Regions from separate parts of the Homo sapiens genome. Here region 1 is linked to region 2. A link is a loop called in an ENCODE intact Hi-C map of the cell type or tissue named here. Cell type or tissue: endothelial cell of umbilical vein. All regions are shown on one strand. Region 1 overlaps LOC107985707 (a long non-coding RNA gene). Region 2 has its middle 170 kb from the start of MAGEB18.

Evidence for each region. Peaks named below come from ENCODE experiments on the same cell type or tissue, not always from the same donor. Only the 100,000 strongest peaks of a DNase experiment are listed, where the experiment ranks them.
Region 1: it touches region 2 in a loop (13-fold over the local background); 3 of 110 quality-filtered maps call a loop at or near these places.

The regions. Positions count from the first base shown.
Region 1 is chrX:25,856,317-25,861,316 of GRCh38, reverse strand. The region is part of intron 1 of LOC107985707 (a long non-coding RNA gene); the gene reads right to left. Among named protein-coding and RNA genes, the nearest start is that of MAGEB18, 280 kb to the left of the region's middle. In endothelial cell of umbilical vein, a CTCF peak has its summit at 2,955; a DNase peak (open chromatin) is centred at 2,746; H3K27ac peaks cover 1,032 bases.
Region 2 is chrX:25,966,834-25,971,833 of GRCh38, reverse strand. No RefSeq gene overlaps it. Among named protein-coding and RNA genes, the nearest start is that of MAGEB18, 170 kb to the left of the region's middle. In endothelial cell of umbilical vein, a CTCF peak has its summit at 2,636 (motif pointing right); no DNase peak of the experiment used is centred here.

The DNA of each region.
Region 1 (5,000 bases), 110 kb after region 2:
ATTATACGAAAAAGACACTTGCACATCATGTTTATAGCAGCACAATTCACAATTGCAAAAATGTGGAACACACAAATGCCCATCAATCAACTAGTGGGTAAAGAAACTGTAGAATATATATACACAATGGAATACTACTCAGCCCTAAAAAGGAGTAAATTAATATTCTTTGTTAGGGAGTTTTTGGATTTCCTTTTCTTTAAGGTTGGTTACTGGTGCTTTATTTTTTTTTTCCTTTGCTGGTTTTAAGTTTCCCTAATTATTCATAATCCTGTGACCTAGCATTAGTATTTGTACATATAAAGAAGTAGGAACCTCTTCCAGTCTTTTTGCACTGGATTTGGCAGAGAAATCTTTCACAAGTCAGCCCATCCAGACATTCTGGGTGGGCCCACTGGCAGGGACTGCAGGTGAGCTTGCTGCTAGAGTCCTTGGACTGGCTTTCCTGGTGCTAAGGTCAGCAGGCATGTGGGCCTGGCTACTGTGTCCACAGGGGCTAGCCTAATGCCTTTGTCTATAGGAGCAAGCCTGGAGCCTGGGCCAACTGATGCAGGTCTGGTGCCATCATCAGCTTGGGTGAGTTTGGCACCTGCATAAATGGGGCAAGCCTAAACTATGGGTCCACAGGTATGGGCCTGGATTCTGGGTCCACAAGGGCTGGCTGTCCTGGGTCTCTGGGGTCCAATGGTTTAGGCCTGATGACTGTGTCCACAGGAAACGGCCTGGAGTTTGCATCCATAGGGATGGACCTAAAGACTGGATCCATAAGAGCTGGCCGGGGGCCACTGGGGCTGGCATAGTGCTAAGGTGGGCCTGGAGCCTGAATCTGCTGGGGCCAGCCTGGAACCTGGGGCTACAGGGGCCTGCTTATACTGGGGGATACCTGAAGCCTGGATCTTCAGTAGCGGGCTTGGAGTCTGAGACCTTGTGAGCTGGCCTGGAACTTGAGTCTGTGAGGGCTGGTCTGGTGAAGTGGTTCACTGGGGCTTGCCTGGTGCTGAGGTCTGTGGTAAAGTTGAATGCTTAATTCACTTTCCTTTCTCTGTACATAGGGTATCTCTCTCCATACTTTACTGTGCAGATGTGAGAAAGGGGTAACACATGTAATGTAAAAGTATCCTTTCTATCCTCTTCACTGCATTTTTCTTATTTCTGCATTCCTCTTAAGTGCCGTAATCTCTCACCTGGATTCCTTAGCTCTTGTGAAGGTATTTTTATGGGTGGATGATTGTTCAAATTGATGTTTTTGTAAGAGCATGAGAGCTGGAAATTCATATTTTTCTATCTTGCTGACATCAGTCTCTGAATATATTTTGCGGGTAAAACCAATAGTACTTGATGTGGAATTAGGAGAGAACAGGAGAAAATTGAAAATAGCTCTAAGGTTTAGGGCCAAAGCAATTCGAATTGACATTGGGAAGAGCCTGTTTGGTTTAGGTTGGGTGGAGGAGGTCATTAGGGAGAATGATGGAAGGTCATTAAGGACAAAGCAAGTGCATTAGCAAGGAGAAAGAAAGTTTGGAAGTGTTATATAGGAACGAGGAGTGGGCCCGCTCTAGATCCATGGTACAAACAATGAGTTTATGAAATACTAGAGCCAGTAGAGAAGGAAGCTGCAACGGAAGCAGTGCTCTCAGGGGAAAGCAAGGTTTCAGACAGAGTAATAAGATGAAGGGAACATCTTAAAGATTTAAGATATACAGATTTATGATGTGGAGTTTTGCTGATCAGAATAAAATGAGGTTCAGAGACACTAGTGGAAATATTTGTGAAAAGAGGGTTTGGGATAGATTAAGGAATGTACAGAGTCATGTGGGTATGAGAGTCAGGGAAGAGCGATAATCTTGTTGAGTAAGTGACATTACAAAATGGAGGGCATCATATAGTAGTGCCTACTGACCTAATATTTTGATAATTGATATTATGATAATGTCATTTGATTAAAATATATCATTATTATTTCAAATATAAAGTTCCAAAGAACTCTTGAAGACAAACCATGTAAAGAAGTTCAATGCTAAACATGCTAATAACAAGGCACAAACACCACCTTCAAGGAAATAACAATTTAGTTGGAGATCTAATCCAAATACATGAAAATTTGTATAAATTTAGTAATTTATAAAAATTAAAAATATAAAATTGTTATAAGCCTATATTTAAACAAGCACCAAATGTGTGACATATTTTTCAAAGTACAAGTTCAGAGGAGAGATAACTAAGTGTGGTCTCAGGTTGCCTGAGGAGGTATAATAAAAATAGTGAAAAACAACATAGTTTCAAGGGGGAAGAAGAATTCTAGGCAGACAGAAAGATAAAAATGTAAGGAACTTTGCTGAGTTTCTAGGTAGATTTTCTTCTATTTGAAACATAAATTCTATATGAATATTGAAATATTGCATTAGTATGATTATTATTGGATGATTATATTTATTTTCAAATGTATTAACCAGCTTGTCTCTACTGACATAGCAAGACATTTTTATTTTTAATTATGCTACTGACATAAAAAGAAAGCAAAGAGAGCAGACGTGTATTCCACAGGATTTAAAGATTAATCTATCCTCCATTGCACCCACTTAGTTTCAGGCAGGAAGAAACACTTGCTAATGAGTCAGATGATTACCAGCACAGAGTTTATTTAGAGGAATTCCATGTGTGAGGGTGGGCTTGGAGTGAGTACACTCAGAAGTGAAAATGCGAATGCCATTCTTTCAACATTATTAATATAAAGACATGCTGACATTGCTTTGCACAATTGATGTTTATCAATTGTTAGTGCTTTAAAGTGAAGCTTAAATCAAGATGTTCTCCTAACAGATACTAATTTTATAGGTGTTGGTAGGCTGCCCACACAGCAGAGGTATGCACGATAAAAACCAGAAATTGAAATAATGCCATGTACTTGGAAAGTCTATGACAAGAATTCTACTGCCATCAAGAGCATCTTTCCTTCATAGCAGGTTAAATGTGTCTCTAATTCAATTTGTAAAATGCTAAATCTTTGTTGGAGAAATAGCTGTACCAGCTCCCCCAAAGCACTATGAAATACTCTATCTACATCAAGCTGAAATTTATTTTACAATAACTATTTGCTTTTAGACGTAAACTAAACAATTCACTCCAACAATACATGCTATTAATTTGCTAAGAATGTTAGAGGGACACACACATACTAATAATCTGCCACAAAAAAAAGAAAGCATTTCTTCTGATTTCAGATTATAATAATTGCTTGGTTATTTTGTTTCAGTAAACAAAATACTTCAAATTTATAAGTTAATGAGTCTGTTTGCAAACACGTTATAAAATATATTTTCTAGCTTTGAATTTTTCAATTCTATGTTAAAATGCTGTTTTAATTTTTGTCTTTTCTCCAAATAGCCATCTTATCTCTTTTCAGGAAATCTGCTGATTTCAGAAATATTTAAGATACTTGTTAATCTGAAAGGGGCTCCACAGTTTAATTATATCCAATCTTAGGTAATACTCTTGTACAGCTACAGTGAAAAAATCATTAATCTTTCTAGAGTGAGTCTGACATATCCCCAAATAAAAGATTTACTTGAGGATTGTCTCCTTAAAAATCATAGTATCACAGAGTTTATAGTACCATTGCTCCAAGGTTTGTACTAAAAGGTGATTCTGAGCAATATTTACAGATGTTGACATTTATCTGATAATGTAGATTAAGATTTTTGAATTAAGTGACTGTGCCTTTCTCATAATGGTGCAAATGGTCAAATACATTAATGAACAAAACCGTTGCTTACAGCATTTTTGTTTTCTAAGTTTATAAATAAGCTATATGCTCTAGTGGAGAGAAAACAGATCCACTATCTAGAATCCAGATACCTGGGTTTGAATCTTATTTGCTGTTAGTAAAGCTAACTAACCTGAGTCTGTTTCTTTTAATCTTTAAGACAGTGACCTTAACTTATATTTCATGGTTGTTGAAAGAATTAAATGATTGCCTGTCACATATTTGGTGACATCATAACTAAAACTAATTAACTGCCTATATTGGCTCTAGCCCCATGAAAATTATTTAAATCAATTATACGATTATAAAAGGTGATAGAAGGGAAATATTCACTAATAGGTAACAGCAAGTTATCTGGGAAAATAGTTACTTCCACAGGCATAGAATCAGTATTATATGCTCTCTATTTTCCCATCCTCAACACACACATATGTGCCATCATGGTCTCCACACTACCAGAACACATGAGGCACCCATTAAAGGAAAGACTATTACACCTCCATATAGTAATTGAAAGTAGGAATTGGATGGGAAAAAGAAAGATACAAAGGCCAAGATCTAAATCTGAATAACATGAAAGTCAAGGTATAAAATAAAGGAGAACATTAGTGCAATGAATAAACAGTCATTCTAGGATTTTGACTTTAGCAATTCGAAGAGCATCTGGAAGAGGCAAAGGCAGCAGAGAGTGGATATAGGTATCTAGAGTTCAGGAATGAATTCTAGATTAGATGTATACATTAGAAGTTCAACAGCATTTAGGAACTAATTGAAGCCATGTGTGTGGATGAGATTTCTCTGCAAGAATACATAGGATGAGAAAAGGCAATGTCGAAAGATAGAATATTACCGTAGGGGCGCTTATATACAAGCATAGTCAAAGGAAAAGAAACCCACATTGGGAAATAAAATATTGGGTAGACAGATATAAGGAAAACAAATATGAGTGTTCTCACAGAAATTTGGGAAAAAGGAGAAATAAGAAATAGGAAATAAGAAAAGTGATCATTGGATTTAATGGTTTATTGGTTATTTTCTAAGAAAAGTGACAACAATTGCCACACTTGTTTGATGAATACAAAATTAGTGACTTAGAAATTGCAAAAACAGTAAGTATAGCCTATTTCATTAGGAAGTTTGGACACTATTTATTATGGGACATAGGCTCTAAATATGGTATTTTCAGAATATGTCTTAAGCAGAGGAATATTCAGTATAAAGAAAGAAAGTTGAAATG
Region 2 (5,000 bases):
TTTTAGTTATTTCTTTTCTTTTGCTAGCTTTAGGTTGAGTTCTTGTTTTTCTACTTCCTCTAGATGTGATGTTAGATCATCAGTTTGAGATGTTTCTATCTTCTTTATGTGGACATATAACAATATAAACTTTTCTCTTAGCACAGTTTTTGCCATATCCCACAGGTTTTGGTATGTTGTGTGTCTATTTTCATTTTTTTTTCAGCGAATTTATTTCTCCCTTAATTTTTTTGTTTACTCAAAAGTCATTTAGGACCAAGTTGTTTAGTTTCCATGTATTTGTGTGGTTTTTTAGAATTCCTTTTGGTATTGATTTCCATTTTTGTTCACTGTGATCACAGACGATGCTTGGCATGATTTCAGATTTTTTTAATTTATTAAGACTCACTTTGTGATTGAGCATGTGTTTAATCCTAGAATATGTTCCATGTGTAGATGAGAAGAATGTACATTCTGTAGTTATTGGGTGGAGTATTCTGTAGATGTCTATCAGGTCTAATGGGTCAAGTATTGAATTTAAGACTAGAATTTCTTTGTTGGTTTCCTGCTGCAATCATCTGTCTAATGTTATCAGTAGGGTTTTGAAGTCCCCCATTACTGTCTGTTAAAGTCTTTTGTTAGGTCTAGAAGTAATTGTTTTATGGGTGCTCCAACGTTAGTTGAATATATATTTACGTAGTTAAGTCTTCTTGTTGAGTTGAACCCTTGATTATTACATAATGCCCCCTTTGTCCTTTTTTTTGTTTCTATTGTTGGTTTAAAGTCTATTTTATCTGCTATAAGATTAGTGGCCCCTCCTCTTTATTGTTTTGAATTTGTTGTGATAAATCTGTTGCCATCCATTTACTTTGAGCCTGTGGGTTCCACTACATGTGACATGGGTCTCTTGAAGACAGCAGAAGAATGAGTCTTGCTTTTTAAAATCCAATTTGCCACTCTATGTCTTTTAAGTGGAGCATTTAGGTCATTTACTTTTTAGATTAATATGGACATGTGTAGTTTTGTAACAACTTGTTAGCTAGTTGTTCTGTAGTCTCAACTATAGAGTTGCTTTTGGGCTTTGTGGGTTCTGTGCTTGCATGTGCTTTTATGATAGCAAGTACCATTATTTTGTTTCCATGTTTACAACTCCCTTAAGTATCACTTGTAAGGCTGGTCTGGTGGTGATGAATTCCCTTAGTAATTGCTTGTTTTGGAAAGATTTTATTTTCCCTTCAGTTATGAAACATAGTTTGTTAGGATATGAAATTCTTGGCTAGCATTTTTTTCTTTAAGAATGCTGAGGCTGGGCGCGGTGGCTCACTCTTGTAATCCCAAAACTTTGGGAGGCCAAAGGGTGTGGATCACGAGGTCAGGAGATTGAGACCATCCTGGCTAACACGGTGAAACCTCATCTCTACCAAAAATACAAAAAATTAGCCGGGTGTGGTGGCATGCACCTGTAGTCCCAGCTACTCGGGAGGCTGAGGCAGGAGAATCGCTTGAACCTGGAAGGCGGAGGTTGCAGTGAGCCGAGATCGTGCCACTGCACTCCAGCCTGGGCAACAGAGCAAGACACCATCTCAAAAAAAAAAAAAAAGCTGAAAATGGGCCCCCATCTCTTCTGGCTTGTAAGATTTCTGCTGATAAATCCACTGTTAGTCTGATGAATTTTCCTTTATAGGTGATATGACCCTTTTCTCTTGCTTCATTTACAGTTTTTTCTTTCGCATTGACCTTGGATAGTCTGATGACTAAGTGCTTTGAGGATCATTGTCTTATACAGTATCTCATAGGAGTTCCCCAGATTTCTTCTAGCTGTATGTCAACCCCTCTAGCAAGATTGGGAAAATTTTCCTGATTTATATCTTCAGATATGTTTTCTAAGTTGCTTATCTTCTTTTCTTCTGTCTCAGGAATGCCAATAAGTCATAGATTTGGTCACTTAATATAATCCTATATTTCTCAAAGGCTTTGTTCATTTTATTTATTCTTTTTTCTTTAGTTTTTGTGTTTTTAACTGAGGCAATTCATAGGACCAATCCTTGAGCTCTGAATTTTTTTCTTCTGCTTGGTCTAGTCATTTGTTAAGGTTTATGATCATATTTTGAATTCTTAAAGTGAATTTTTAAATTCCAGACATTCCGTGTGGTTCTTTCCTAATGTAATTATGTTGTCCTTTCAAATCTTGGGTCGTTTTTCTGGCTTCTTTGTGTTGGATTTCTCTTGGATCTTGTTGAGTTTCTTTGCCATTCATATTCTGAATTCTATATCTGTCATTTCAAACATTTGACTCTGGTTATGATACATTGCTTAGGAGTTAATGGGATCCTTTGGAGGTGATTAAACACTCTGGCTTTTTGTATTGCTGGAGTTCTTGTGCTGGTTCCTTCTTATCTCAGAGAGCTGATGCATTTTTTTTTTTAATTTGCTATTGTTAGGATGAGGCTTCTTGATGTCTTATTCTTTTCTCCCTTGGGGGTATGACTGCGGTATATAATGTGTATGATCATTTGGCTTTATTTCCGGATGCTTTCAATGTGCCAAGGCTCTGTACGGGTTCCATGGTCGAAGTTAGGTTGGTGCAGTGGCTTTCTCAGACATTGCTTGTTGCAGCAATCTAATTTCATTTGTTGGTGTAATTTAGGCTGCTTCCAGGAGATGGCGCCAGCAGGTTGAGGCAAGGCAGAGGCAATGGCGCACAAAAAACACCGTCCCCTAGGGCGCATTCACCTTCATTGTGGGTGGAGCCGCTGAAGAAGCCCTTGGAGAAGTGGACTCTTAGCCCACACTCCTTGGGTCTCCACAGGAAGAGTCGCTGCTGAGTCCATGACCGTGCACCGAGGAGGGTGTTGGGGGGGTTGAAAGAATTCCCCTTCTCCACATTCGTTCCTGCCCTTTGGTGGTGCCCCCTTCAGTGGCCAGCGCCATGTTTGCATTTCCTTTTACTCAAACTGGGCTTTGGCGGGCTGTGCTACCTGGTCCCTTAAGGATGATCCATGTTGAGGGGTAGATTTCCAGGGGAGTAGAGTCTACCTCCCTTCCACTCCTCAGAGCTAGTGGGGTACTGTCCCCCAACTGACCAAGGGAACCAGCTGGGGCATCCAGTAATGACACATACAGAATGGTTCCAGGTTGCAAAGCTGTCCCTGGTTGCAAGTCTGGCTGCCCAGGAGAAACTTCAGCTTCAGCAACTTCCATCACTCTCCAGTCCTGTGATGGGAGAGTGCTTAATTCCATCACCTACTGCTGAGGCACTCTCCACACTCACTGCTCAATTCTGGCTGTGGGGACTCTCCCCCAATTCCAGAGGAAGCACTCCAATCTCTGGCCCCAGACTACAATGCCATGTCACCAAACAGTGCCTCTGAACTCTCAAAATGTTGCCAGCTGTGGGCTTGTAACTACAGAGGGTGGGACCCCTCTCAAGCAAGCAATGTGGGCAAAAAGCTGTGGAGAGTGTGGTTTGTATCTCAGTCTGACAGCAGTGTGTTGCAGAGCAGTGGGTATTGTCCTAGATGTGCATGGGATGGCCTGGTCTCCCGCTCCCTCCTTGGCTGGGCAGTGGCTGCAGCTACATCAAAGCTTAGGCCAAAGGCAGGGTGCAGCCTAGAGTTAAACTCCCAAAATGGTACCTTGAGCCTTGGGCCAGGGAGGGTAGGATACCACCTGGGCAAGCAGCTTGAGCAAGAAGCTGTGGGGAGTGTGGTCCACTCACATCTCAGTCTCAAGAGCAGCTCCTGGCAGAGCAGCAATACTCTCCCAAGCGTGAATGAGCGAGCCTGTTTTCCCCTGTCCTTCCTTGTAGCACTGCAGTGGCTGCAGCCATGTCCATAAATCTCTGGCATCTGGGTTCTCAAAATGGCTCCCAGCTGAGGCTGCTCCAGGCTTGGATGTGTGTGGGATTCTGTATGGGTTCCCTTTCTGGAGCAACATCTCTGTGCAATCTTTATGCAGCTCCAGATGTCAGGCACAAGGCCCTTGTGGGTCAAGGGTTTCTCCCATAGCCAAGATCATAAAAGCCTGTTTCAGAGCCCTGGGTATTTCTCTCTTGCTGTTTCCCTGTGTCCAGGAGCCACTCTTAGGTCTCAGCCAGTTCCCAGCGGGGCAAGCTGCCTTGAACCCTGTCCTTATGTACTTCCAGTGCTTCCCATCTCTTCTCTGGTGAATCCAAGTGTTCTCTCCTAGACCATCTGGTCAAAATGTGTCTACTTACTATTCTGGCTCTTCTCTGTGGAGGAGGCACACGCTAGAAAACAATAGGAAAAGCTTAATGTTTTAAAAGTAACAGTTTTAGCATTTAAGATAAGCCAAACATTACCGTAATTATCTCACTTTATCCTCACACCAGCCCTATTATTAACACTGCACAGTATTATTTGGATTTTGTTGAGTAAGACACTAAAACTTAGAGAACTTAAATCGTGTGCTCGTGGTCAGTCAGATGTTAAGCTTGGCAGAGTGAGGGTTTGAATCAGGCCTGCTTGTATCCAGAACCTCCATTCTTGACTATCAGAGTACAGGTTATATGAGGCTGCTAAAGGAACATGATGAACCAAAACAGAGTCTGATGCAGCCATTGGGACTTTCAGAGAAATGGCAATGGAGAGAGTTCTTGTTTGGCCAGCTCTTCTTTGATTATTCTCTTTAACCTATGTGGATGGGGTCATAATGGATGACGTAGTCTTGCGCCTTAGTTCATTTTGTGCTGCCATAATCCCACAGACTGGATACTCTATAAATAACTGAAATTTATTGATTTACGGCTCTAGAGACTGGCTAGTCCAAGAACAAGGTACTGGTATCATGTAAGGGCTCTTGCTTCATCATTCCGTGATGGAAAATGGAAGGGCAAACAGAGTTTGAGAGAGAGAACAAGAGGAGGCCAAACTAATCCTTTTAGAAGCAACCCACTCCTATGATAATAAACCCACTCCCATGATAATGACATTAATCCGTTCATAAGAGTTGTGCCCTCATGACCCAAACACCTTTTATTAGGTCTCACCTCCCGACACTAC